Regions from separate parts of the Homo sapiens genome. Here region 1 is linked to region 2. The links are chromatin contacts, found by Hi-C or POLR2A ChIA-PET in ENCODE. All regions are on one chromosome and are shown on one strand. Each heading gives the region's core, a stretch centred on a gene start or an enhancer-like site at or near the end of the contact. The rest is flanking DNA. Distances are from core to core; before and after follow the strand shown.

What was found. A loop is a pair of places that touch in the nucleus more often than their neighbours do. ChIA-PET counts read pairs that join two places held with the same protein, here RNA polymerase II (POLR2A). Pooled maps may share reads with other maps.
Region 1: POLR2A ChIA-PET joins it to region 2 with 11 read pairs in BJ. The contact joins two enhancer-like sites. A Hi-C loop is called at or near these places in 2 of 50 pooled maps. POLR2A ChIA-PET finds 5 or more read pairs at or near these places in 3 of 52 experiments (BJ, Caco-2 and GM12878).

Annotation. Positions count from the first base shown.
Region 1 is chr9:126,841,624-126,848,203 of GRCh38, reverse strand. No RefSeq gene overlaps it. Among named protein-coding and RNA genes, the nearest start is that of ZBTB34, 16 kb to the left of the region's middle. Within about 2 kb of position 4,788, at least 3 of the 41 ENCODE cell types and tissues checked have a DNase peak (open chromatin) inside an H3K27ac peak, as active enhancers do.
Region 2 is chr9:126,881,444-126,887,172 of GRCh38, reverse strand. ZBTB34 (zinc finger and BTB domain containing 34) reads right to left here. Exons shown (of 2, transcript NM_001099270.4): 2 at 1,295-5,729. Among named protein-coding and RNA genes, the nearest start is that of ZBTB34, 24 kb to the right of the region's middle. RefSeq lists enhancers at 285-785, 3,023-3,598. Within about 2 kb of position 1,897, at least 4 of the 41 ENCODE cell types and tissues checked have a DNase peak (open chromatin) inside an H3K27ac peak, as active enhancers do.

The DNA of each region.
Region 1 (6,580 bases), core at 3,539-6,038, 42 kb after region 2:
CTACAAAAAAATTAGCCGGGTGTGGTGGCACATGCCTGTAGTTCCAGTTACTCAGGAGGAGACACAAGAATCACTTGAACCTAGGAGGTGGAGGTTGCAGTGAGCAGAGATGGTGCCACTGCACTCCAGCCTGGGAGACAGAGCAAGACCCTGTCAAAAAATAAAAATTAGGCCGGGCGCGGTGGCTCACACCTGTAATCCCAACACTCTGGGAGGCCGAGGTGGATGGATCACCTGAGGTCAGGAGTTCAAGAACAGCCTGGCCAACATGGTGAAATCCTGTCTCTACTAAAAATACGAAAAATTAACCAGGTGTTGTGGCACATGCCTGTAGTCCCAGCTACTCGGGAGGCTGAGGCAGGAGAATCTTGTGAATCTGGATGGCAGAGGTTGCAGTGAGCTGAGATCATGCCACTGCACTCCAGCCTGGGCGACAGAGCAAGATTCCATCTCAAAAAAAAAAAAAAAAAAAAAAAGCTTTGCTTAATAGGTAGGATTCTAGCAGGAGGAGAGAGGACAAAGGGGGCGTCCCAAAGGGTACAGCATTAGCAACGCCTACATCCGGATACAGGGGAATGTTCAAGGAATACGAGATTTAGCTGGAGAGTAGAGTAAGTAGGATGCAAAAGTGGGGAAGGAAACAAACCAGAAAGAAAGTCCAAGCCTATGGTCTGGACTAGGCATAGGTCTACAGTAGGTATGCTTTGGCAGGAACTGGGAAACCCATGGAGGTTTCTGAGCAGCCTGGCAGCATGAGGTTTTCGAAAAGTGAGGCAGATAGGAATATGTAGGATGACGTGCAATGGGGAGGCCAAGCTGGAGCAATCATCCAGGTGAGAGACAATGAGGATGGGCGGGGACAGCCACCTTCCCGGTATGAAGGACTGGACCTCTGAAGCATGTGTGTGGGATGGGGTTCTTGACATTCCCTGCCAGCTGCCGTTCCCTGCGTGAGCCTCATGGAAAGGAGGGCACGAGCATGGCTCATCCTGAGGACACTGGTGGAGCAATGCTTGATTATATGAAAGGAATTGCTCATTGGAGTTTGGCTGGCATACATGACTGGAAGGTTGCGTGACCACTGCCAGAGGCAAGTCCCATGGAAGAAAACCAGGTTTAGGAGCCTCTGCAATCCTTGTTCTCAGATGGCCCTACTTAGGCTAACAACAGCCCCCCATTAGGCTACTAGGAGTTGGGTTTGCCTCATTTCATCACTGACTTTGAACTTGACCTACCTGGGCTCCTGGTGGCTCCTCCCTCCAGGCACCTGTTCCACACCCAGGAGACCATATTGGTAAGCCTATTATTAGTCACTCAGCCCACGTAGGGAATGCAGCACACACACCACGTCCTAGATCCTATCATTCAGGCTAATCTTCCTGGCAGCTCTGATGAGCTCCTATGAAATCAAGTCCACCAGTCCTCAGCCTGAAATCTGTAGCCCTTCGTGACCTTGTGCAGCAATGCGGTGTCATCATTGTGAGCTGGGGTGCTAGCGTCAGACAACCTAGTTCAGAATTCCAGCTCCATCACTTAACCTGTCTCAGCCTCAGTTTCCCCTGTCAAGCTGGGTTGTAGTATGGACCTAATGAGATTACACATCTGGAAGGTAGCACACAGCCTGGCATAAGTAAATGCTCGGAAGTTGATATACATTACTATGGTAACAATATGGCCCTCAACCTACCTTTCCTACTGTATTTCCACAGCTACCTCCACACTTTCCCACCTCCGTACCTTTCTTCATACTTTGGTGTTGGCAGTGGATGGCCTCTTCTTCACTCCAATCCACATTTCCCAAGGTCAGAATTCCAGCCATTCTTCCTGCGTCTTTCCTAGGTATTCTGTTCCTACATGAGAGTCCGTGGTACTTCTCATTAGCATTGGAGAGGGACCACTCTTACCTGTCTTTAGAATGTGAACTCCAGGATAGGAGGGATTTAAAAAATCTATTTTATTTACTGCTGTATCTCCAGTGCTTAGAACATCACACAGCATTAGGCTCTTATGGTTTTTTGAAAGCATGACTCTGCCTACTAGATGGATACTGCTGTTTGAGGGTCTGATTTATTCTACAGCTTCCATGCTGCCCTTGTGAAGTCAACGTGCTGAACTATGGCAGGTGAAACATAAGAAAAAGGTTCTGCTCAAATAGGGGAATGGGAAAAGCCTAGGAGGCAGAAATAGAAACCTTTGATGGAGAAGTTTTGCCCCTTTTCAAAGTCAGGTGATAAGTTATGAGTTAACTGAAAGCACCCAGCAAAGGAGATGTGATTGAAGATAGCTACACAGCTATTACAAGAAGTGGCCTTAACTTTGGTCTTGTCCTACAGATCAATTAATTTCAGTAGCTTGGACCATATTCACAGTTAAGAGTGTCCCAGTTAGGCCGGGCACGGTGGCTCATGCCTGTAATCCCAGCACTTTGGGAGGCCGAGGTGGGTGGATCACGAGGTCAGGGGTTCGAGAACAGCCTGGCCAACATGGTGAAACCCCGTCTCTACTAAAAATACAAAAATTAGCCAGGCACGTTGGCGCATGCCTGTAATCCCACCTACTAGGGAGGCTGAGGCAGAAGAATTGCTCGAACCCGGGAGGCAGAGGTTGCACTGAGCTGAGATTGTGCCACTGCACTCCAGCCTGGGCAACAGAGCGAGACTCCGTCTCAAAAAAAAAAAAAAAAAGTGTCCTAGTTACCAAGCACAGTTAGCTTTGAGAATTGTTCTCTGTAAGTTGATGGTTAAATTTTATTTATAGGTCTGGATTCATAAGGTTTAGCCAATTATGAGACACAGACAGCAAGGGACCTATCTACTTTGTGTACTGATTTTCACAACCCCTGAAGACAGGGAAATCACCATTGTAGACCCAGCCCAGAGTCAAAGCTGATGGTCAATAAATATTTGGTAAATAAAGGAGTGAATGACTAAGCCAAAGAACAGACTCTGGAAGGATATAAAGCTACTTTTGAGGTCCCCCATATATTTGCACTACTATCAATTTTTTTTTTTTTTTTTGAGATGGAGTTTTGCTCTCATTGCCCAGGCTGGAGTGCAATGGCACCATCTCGGCTCACTGCAGTCTCCGCCTCCTGGGTTCAAGCAATTCTCCTGCCTCAGCCTCCCGAGTAGCTGGGATTACAGGCATGTGCCACCATGCCCAGCTAATTTTTTGTATTTTTAGTAGAGACGGAGTTTCTCCAAGTTGGTCAGGCTGGTCTCGAACTCCCGACCTCAGGTGATCCGCCCGCCTCGGCCTCCCAAAATGCTGGGATTACAGGCATCAATTGTATATTTTTTTGAAGAATAAATGTAAATGCATTAAGCATTACTGAATTCATAATAGTTTTGTGATTTTGAATTTTTCTTGACCAACTATTATGTGGTGGAGGGGATGCTCTGCAAAATTTTCTAATGTCCAAAACAGGCCGGGCACAGTGGCTCAAGCCCGTAATCCCAGCACTTTGGGAGGCTGAGGCGGGTGGATTTCCTGAGCTGAGGAGTTTGAAACCAGCCTGGGCAACATGGCGAAACCCCATCCCTACTGAAAATACAAAAAAAAAAAACCCCAAAAAACCAGTTATGGTGGTGCGCACCTGTAATCCCAGCTACTCGGGAGGCTGAGACACGAGAATTGCTTGAACCCAGGAGGCAGAGGTTGCAGTGAGCCGAGATCATGCCACTGCACTCCAGCCCGGGCGACAGAGTGAGACTCTGTCTCGTTCATTCATTCATTAATAAATAAATAAATATCCATCCTTCCACAGTACTTGAAAAGATTGGAAACAGTTGTCCTAAGATGCTTCTGAAGCCCCTGCCAGCAGAACTGCATGGCACCTCCTTGGCAGAGCTCCCTGTGTGAGTCACAGACTTCACTCCTGCCCTTTCTAACTTCGGGTGGTCTGAACAGGCTCACACCATACTCTTCAGAGCTGACTCACACGAAACAGTTTTTTATTACATATAACCTCCTAAGTTATCTAGCCCACATTCTGTGTTTCCTGACTACAACGTGCTACTGTCACTTGGAGCTCAGATTGGTGAAATCACAATTTGAAAGTTGTCCAAAAGCAACTTTCGGTCCTTAATCAATTGCCACAAATTTCAGTATTAGATGAAGCACCAAATAACATGTAACCATCTGCTTTAGATTGTGCCAAAACCTCACTGAAAATATGCCCTTCTAGAACAAGCTTCCCAGCAGAAATTAACAACAAAATTAGTCAATTTTTATAACTATAGTTCTGGTATATTTAATCGAGAATGTGTCAATTCCATTTATTCTACCTCCAAAGCTAGTTGCCAGCTGTCATTCTCTTGACACACACTGACTCTACCAGAAACCCTTTTCTGATCAATCCCACTGCCACCTTCTGCCTAACTTACATAAACCAGTGTCCAGTATTTCAGCTGTCTGCTGAGATATAAAATCTTTCATTTGGGTTAGAAAAGAAGACCCATACTTATCTCAGAATTCTCAGGTAACAGGCAATTTTGGCAACACTTAGGTGACATTCAGTTGGAAGAGGGCACTTCGTAACATTGTTGTGTGCCTGTACTTCCTAAGATCTTGGAAGCAAAAAGTTCATGGCTGTAACTGGTAAAGACTCAACAGTGAATCTGCATTCATTAAAAAAAAAAAAAAAAAATCAGCAGTATTGATTGAGTGTGGAACAGGACTGTGCCAGGAACGGGCAGACAATGAAGTCATAGTTCCTGTTTCGGAGGAGCCTGCTGTCTAGCAGGGGACATGTGGGTGTGTGTGGCGGGGAGGGGAGTGAAGATGGATGGTATATACAAAATTACCAAGTGACAAGTGCCACAGCAGAGCCAAGTTCAAAATGAAATGGGGCCAGGCGTGCTGGTTCACCCCTGTAATCCCAGCACTTTGGGAGGCCGAGGTGGGTGGATCACTTGAGGTCAGGACTTCTAAGACCAGCCTGGCCAACATGGTGAGACCCTGTCTCCACTAAAAATACAAAAATTAACCAGGCGTAGTGGGAGGCATCTGTAGTCCCAGCTACTCGGGAGGCTGCGGTAGCAGAATCGCTGGAATGCAGGTGGTGGAGGTAGCAGTGAGTCAAGATCATGCCACTGCACTCCAGCCTGGGGGGACAGAGGGAGACTCTCCATCTCAAAAAAAAAAAAAAAAAAAATTGAAATGGGATCACTGAGTGCTAAGCAGCTGGGTGGGATGCTCAGGGAAGGTGTCTTGGCAATGATTTTTGCAGAGCCTAGAACAATAGAAAGGAGCTCACCCAGGAGGGGAAAAGTCACAGGGGAGTGAATAGAAAAGAGGAGGAGGGAATATTCAAGGCAGAATCATCATGGAAGAGCCAAGAGAAGCCTTAGGAGAGTACCCAGGTCCCAAGTGGGGAGCAGAGGAACAGAACCAACAAGAGGGCTGGTGTCAGATCTGGAAGGGCCTTGGAGGCCAAGCTGAGGAGCTGAGATCCTGTCAGGCGGACCTCACGTGGGAGATGATGGCATCAGATCTGCTTAGGAGGAGGCCTTGGAGCAGTCAAGGGCAGAAGACTACGTGTGGAGTTGAGGCTGCTGTGAGGGAGTGGCTGTCCCAGAGCAAATGGGAACAGGGTAGGCCAGCTTGGGGCCCAAAAACGTGGAGATAAGCAGGTTCTGCTGGTGTTGAGACCCACAGTCTCTTGGAGATAAACACTAGGGCAATGGTCAGGGGCCCAGATAAACCCCTGGCCTTTAGAACCCCTCTCTAGGGCGCCAGCAGGCAGAGTGGGGTTTCCTCTGACATTCTGGGCCCTTGGGCCGGCAGTCACAAGATAGCAACAGGGCACGCGTAGCTAGCTCAGTGGGGCCCAGGACACCGGCTGCCTGGGTTTCTTACATCTGTGAAAGTTAGTGTTCTCCTGTTAGATAGGGACGGCAATGTCACCTACCTGGCAGGGTTGGTGTCAGGGTGAAGGCTTAATCCATGGAAAGCGTTTAGAATGCCGCAGAACACGGTGGGCCCCGGGGAAATGTAAATGCTAGCAAGGAGTGAGCCCTTTGGTCACTGTGGCACGTGAACTTAAAACTGCTCTGGTCAGGAGAGGATGGGGAGGGGTCAATGCTCCTTTTACCCGCCCATTCCTTGGAGTAGGCCTTGATGATAGCTTTTCTACTAGTTTGAAAATCACTGGACTTTGTATTCCTGGGGTTAATTTCTACATGTATCTCCTAAACCTGAGGGTTCAAGTAGGGTTAGCTGCTGGTACCAGTCCTAGAGCACAGTCTGGGGGTGGAGTCTCTATTTCTCCTCAGAGACCCCAGTGCAAGAGCCTGAGGGGGATCCGGCGAGTCACCCACCACCTAAAGGCGTCAGTAGGACAGCCTGGCCTACTTAGGTCCTTGCTCCCGAGCATCAGAAGCTGGCCTTGGTGCCCTGAGAGGGACAACTGTCTGCATCTCACTCCAGACATAGACATCCCTGCTGGCCCAGGAGGAAGCCCTTACAGAGGGGTTTCCCTGAAGAAGAAAAACATCTCACCAACAGAATAGGAAGCTGTCATCCTTTTCCGCTACATGAGGCCTGGAAGGAAATTCTCCTTCATGGTTCTGTTATAAAG
Region 2 (5,729 bases), core at 648-3,147:
AATTATAATTGGAAGAAACCAGAGTAAAGATAGGTCTGACATCAGGACAAATGAAAGATGAGCCAACGACTGCCAATGGCCTTTGCCAGCAATGCTGTTCAGTGCGGTCTACACAACATCTGCTCCGACTCAGTGCGTTGGCCTCAGTTGATGCTCCTATTTCCAGGACCCCACGCCCTTGGGATATTCCTCGAACCCTGCTGGAGAAGAAGCTCGCCCGTTTCTTGATGTGGCGCTACTTTTCCGGCCTTAGGGAGTAAGCAAATTCATCAGAAGCCATTGCCTCACATTTCAGAGTCACCAGAGTCAAACTGGGGCTAACGAAGGTAGGTGGCTTGCTAAAAGTCACAGTCAAAGGCAGGGATGACAGCCAGGCCTTCAGTTATGCTAGCCCATGCACTTTCTCCAGCATTCCCTTGCCTCCCTCAGGAATCCCCGGGCCCCTAGCTAGCAGGTGAAGCTGGTTCCTGTACGGACCTTTCCTGCTGTGCACCATCACCGCCCATCTCACCCTAGAGGAGGCCTGCTGAGCATTTGCTTTAACAGCAGCCGTTACTCACGGGTAAGGAGCAGGTCACCTCGCAGCCCCACAGGAGCTGAGGTCAATCTTGCCTGCATCCCAGCCACACTGCCTCGTGCGACCTTCGGGAGACACGCATTAGCTCATTCACTCAACGAACACTGCCGAGTGCCTACTGTGGTGCCGGGTCCTGTGCTGAGGATACTTGAGGGAGAGAAAAGAGTTTGTAATCCCTGCTGTCAGGGCGCCTCCAGGTTAGAGGCAGAAATACTAACTGAATCATCTCGCTAATGAATATCCTATTACAAACTGAAATAGGTGCTCCAAAGAGCAGGAACACAGTTCAACAAATGCTATGTTAGAGGGGCCTGACCTGGAGGGCTGCTGGTGGGAAGAGGGGTCCCTGGGCTGGAACCTGGAGGAGGAGGGGGAGTTAACTGGCTGAGTGGAGACAGAAGAGCCTGGGCAACCCCACCCTTTGTGGACGACTGAGCAAGAGATATTCTCTGCAGGCGCGAGGGGCAGGGATTCACGATTTGTTCTGGGGGTGCCTGGGTGCAGACCGAGGCCGACAATTCAGTCGCCACACAAGAGGTCAGAAATATACTCGCTTCTTTCTCTTCTTTTCAGCACGATGGTGGCACAAGAGCTTCTTAGGAAACCCTCACCTTTCAAAAACAGTGATTACAGAAACTATGACACTGCAGATGTTTGTCAGAGCCACTGACACTCACCGAAGCTCAGGGGGCCCACGCAGAGGGAGACCACAGCACATTTGCTCTAGCAGCATTTTTATTTACAAACAGCAATGTCCATTGACTTTATTTATACCATAAAAAAGCCATTTACAAGCAAGAAACAAGAATTCAGAACAAAATTAAGCAGCACTGAAATATTCATGTCACAAATCTAAAACAAAGTGAATACAAGAGTAAAATATCATTTGAATAAATAGTCTTAAATTCATGCTATAAAATAATCCTTAATGGCAAGTTACTAGTTGATACAGCATCCGCTTAGCTAGCTTCATTTACTTCATATGGTGATGAAGTGTGGAGTTGTGAGGTTACCAGTTTATATTGCAAGATAATGACACTGTGTTAAGTCATTCAAATTGCTCAACCATTTATAACGGAAAAAAATGTTAGCCCTACTAATAAAAGTGGTGAGAGAGATGGTTTTCACATTAGGAAAATGGTCATTCTCAAACAAACCAGGTAAGTTTACCTCTTACAATAGTCAGGGCAGCAACCAAAGGCTTGGGCAGCAAGTCCAAAGGTTGAATTCACAGCATACTTGTCACTGAGGGGCAGCAAGAGGTCTGTGGACTGAATCTGCTACAAGGAGAGCCAGGCAAGGCTGACTCCAGGACTTGATCAAGAACTACAATAGCCCCGTCTGTGCCAGACTCAGGAAGGAAACCAGAGAAAGCAGGTTCTCTTCCGGGCCGAGAAGTCAAGCACTGGGCAGAAACAGTGGGAACACTCTGGCACTTACTGAAAAAGACGCATGTGACATGTGACAACCATTACAAATTTGGAACAATGTGAATGACTTTTCTGAACTTTTAGTTCAGTTGCACTGAGTAATATGAAATCTATGATTTATGAACTAGATAGTTTCATATAAAGAATTTACATAATTCCCCAATACTTTCATATATAAAATTTAATAAATAACCCTGACCAGTCTAGAAGCACCATTCAAGGGGCATGTGCCCTTGGAAAATAGTTTAGGTGTTGCATATTTGAGTCCCTTTCAGTGGAGGCTTCACAGGAAACCATTACAGAATTTAACAATAACGAGGACAACAACAACAAAAATCACAGTAACTAAGAGAAAAAGTTGATAAAATAAAATACATTGATCTCTTTAAAGTAAAGCTCATTCACATAGATGATTTTCCCCCCAGCCCTTGTTTCGTGTTCCTGCAAATTTTTCCTAGGGTCTAGGCTGTAAGAACAAAAATAAAAACAAAACCACACACAAAATACGCAGGTCTATATGGTCTGGGCTAAGGGAAAAACAAAGAGTTGGTTATATTTGCTATCATTAGAAAAGACATTTACTCATGCTCTGGAAGATTTAAAAATTATCATTTTCGTTCTACAGTATATTCTGCTCAACAGTGAACCGACAGTATCCTTTCTGCTGTTTAAAAAAAAAAACTAAACTAAAACAACAACAACAACAACAAAAAACACAACTGCCAAGGCAGGGCCAATTGGTTGGGAGGCTTTTTCCACTGACCAAAAAATTAACTTGTCTCCATATACTGTATTTACAAATATAATTTCTAAATGTATTTACAGCTTTAGTAGAAATTAGAGGGTAGAGAACTGATTAGAATGAAAATAACTGTTTAAAACCACAAACATTAGTAAAAGTATAAAATTCTTTGTCTTCACAGTTTGTAATAACAGGCTAAATATCTCTAGAAAAGGACGCTGTCACTGTCTTCACATTGTCTAATATTGAAAAGGTAGCTCAAGAAGAGACTCAATTATGAACAAGCCTATATGAATTCAGGATATATTTTACTGTAAAAGATTTCTTCACATATCACTTTATCTTAATTGATTTCTGCATCTGTTATAAATGAAACACCTAACCTAAAACTGTACAGAAATAGGGACTTTGCTTTCCAAAAAGAGTTGCTCTAAGGAGTTACACAGCGTACTTCGTCTGCGGAGACGTGAAGTGAACTTCAGGGAGAGAATGTTTCGGTTCTGTGGTCATGTTAATCCTCCTGACACATCCTCATGCGGCAAGGCACAATTAATTGCTGCTGCCCGATCTGAATGGAGTTAATCTCTCACCAGTCACACCCCTGGGAAGCATGACAGTGCGAACGCTCAGAGAGGCTACACAGCTCCGTGCTGGCCTAGGCGCTGCCTCCCTCGAAGCCCTGCGGAACTTTACAGTACTGTGTTATGGCTTGAGAATTCATTCTTAACACTGCGAGCAGTGGAAAGGGTAAAGTGTTAGCAACACGAATGGGAGCAAGTGGAACTTGCAAAATGTGGAATCATGATTCTTAGAGAGAAACTCAATCAATTTTCTGCCCCTTAACAGTCCCATTACAATGTTTGAACCTGAACTGTACAATCAAAGCAATGGATATTTTTGTCAAAGACAATTTTGGATAAGTCACTCTTTGGTAAACTCAAACCAGTTAAACAGATTCACAAATACAAAGAACTCCATGTAAATAAGGTTAAGACGGACAATGCCAAGAGCCAGGACGCTGGAAGTGCCCGCGCCAGGTGCCCTCCCTCCTCACTGTCTCTCATACCATGGAATGCTCTGGAAACCTCGCTGGAGGCCCCAAGCCTGAGTGAAAAGGAGGTTCCTTCCCTGAGCTTGACCTCTTATGTCCTTGGATTTGGGCATTTCTTGTCACAAACTTAATTTGTATCACAACACAAATTTTTTGCATTCAATTAAAAAAAAATCAAAACCAAACTTATTCATGTAAGGAAAAAAAAACCCACAAACATTTACCTGAAACCCCAGAACATATTTAAGTGGGTAAACACTTGGGGTCCAGCCTCCCCTTGAGGCACGCGGCTTTAACAGGAGTTGAACAAGTGCTTCAGGGAGAGAACGAACCCCTACTTAGGCAGTTTGACGAGGAAAAAGGCATATACTATATACCCGATTTAGCAAAGCCGCTCCTCGGGAGCAGCGGGATTAGAGTGTAATCTGTAGGGAGTTAACACTGATGTGTAGCGCAGCAGTTCACACGTGAACAGATCCTGTGTGCCAAAGAGATGCGACTGCACAGCTGCCACCCCTGGGGGCTATTACACACAAAGGGCTTGAATGACTTTTTATTTCTCAAAACAAAAAACAAAAACAAAAACAAATCCACCATTGGTATTTTAGGAGCCAAAAAAGCACAGAAAACCAGCAAACATCTAATTCTGTATTCCTTTAACTTCTAGCCTCTGAGGCTGGTCCTTCGTTCGTTTTTCTTTTAGGTGGCTGCACTGTTCTCCTATGGAGGTGCACTGGTTGTGCGTCTCAGAGCCCAGGTTCTCAGGCAGATACCAGAACGCTGACATCCCACAGGCAGCCTGCAGCACAAACTCACCACCAAACTGCCTACAAAATTACTCTCTGCCAGAGTTTACAGTACCGAAGCAATCTTGTAAAGCCTGTTTGTGTATGTGAACACAATACAGAACTGAAGACATTTCCGAAAGTACTAATAAAACATTATTCAAATGGACTCAGGTATGTTTTCATACAGTAACGTGTTTGCCAGCACATGCTTTTGAGGTCTCTTTTCAAGCTATGAACTCAAGAGAGGAAAACAATTATAATTCATTATTACCATCAGATTTCACATTTTCTACAACTATACTGACCTAAAAAGACACTTAACAAAAATAGCACCACATGACCAAAAAATGGTGACACACAGATTTGGTGACACACAGAGTATCTTAGAGGGCTTTTAAACTGTTGGTTCTTTAAGCAGGAAACACTGAGAGAGTGGGGGAGCCACTGAGGCTCTCATTAGCACACACAATACTAAGATAGATATATTGCTTGCAATTCCCATAGAGTATAGCTTTACAAAAAGTACAAATTCTAAGTTCTGCAGTTTCCCTGGGAACTGCATGTAGAAAAAGTTGCTGTGCACCTGAACTGGCTGTTTGAAAAGAGAAAGAAAAAAAACAAAAACAAAAAAAACCACAACACTGCTTGGAGAATTTTGTAGACAGAACTACAAATCCCTTTCCTTAAGTGCGAGTGAGTACTAACTCATGATAGAGAGTGATTCGATTTAGTTACCTGGTATGTATGTTTCTACAGTACGGAATGAAGGTAGATTTGTAGGCCAGTAAAAACCTTGAAAACCACTGCTCCTTTGGGGTTGGCTAATATAACACTACACTATGTAAAAAGGTCAGCACCACAGGTCATCCAGCTTACCTGCTGGACAACTAACAAAAATTCCAAACGGTTTCCAACTAGAGTTGAAGAAATTTTATGGCATTTGGTTTATGTATTTGTTATGAAGCAGAGCTGTGAACACTGTGATTTGCTTTGCTTGCTTTTGGACACAATGATTAATATAAACCTACTAACATTCTTTTGTAAGGGAAATGAAGGGGCAAAACCCTAACATATTAGGTAGGGATGAGATAGACTCAGAAGCCCTGTTCACATTGTATTAAATTATATATTCCTCTTACAT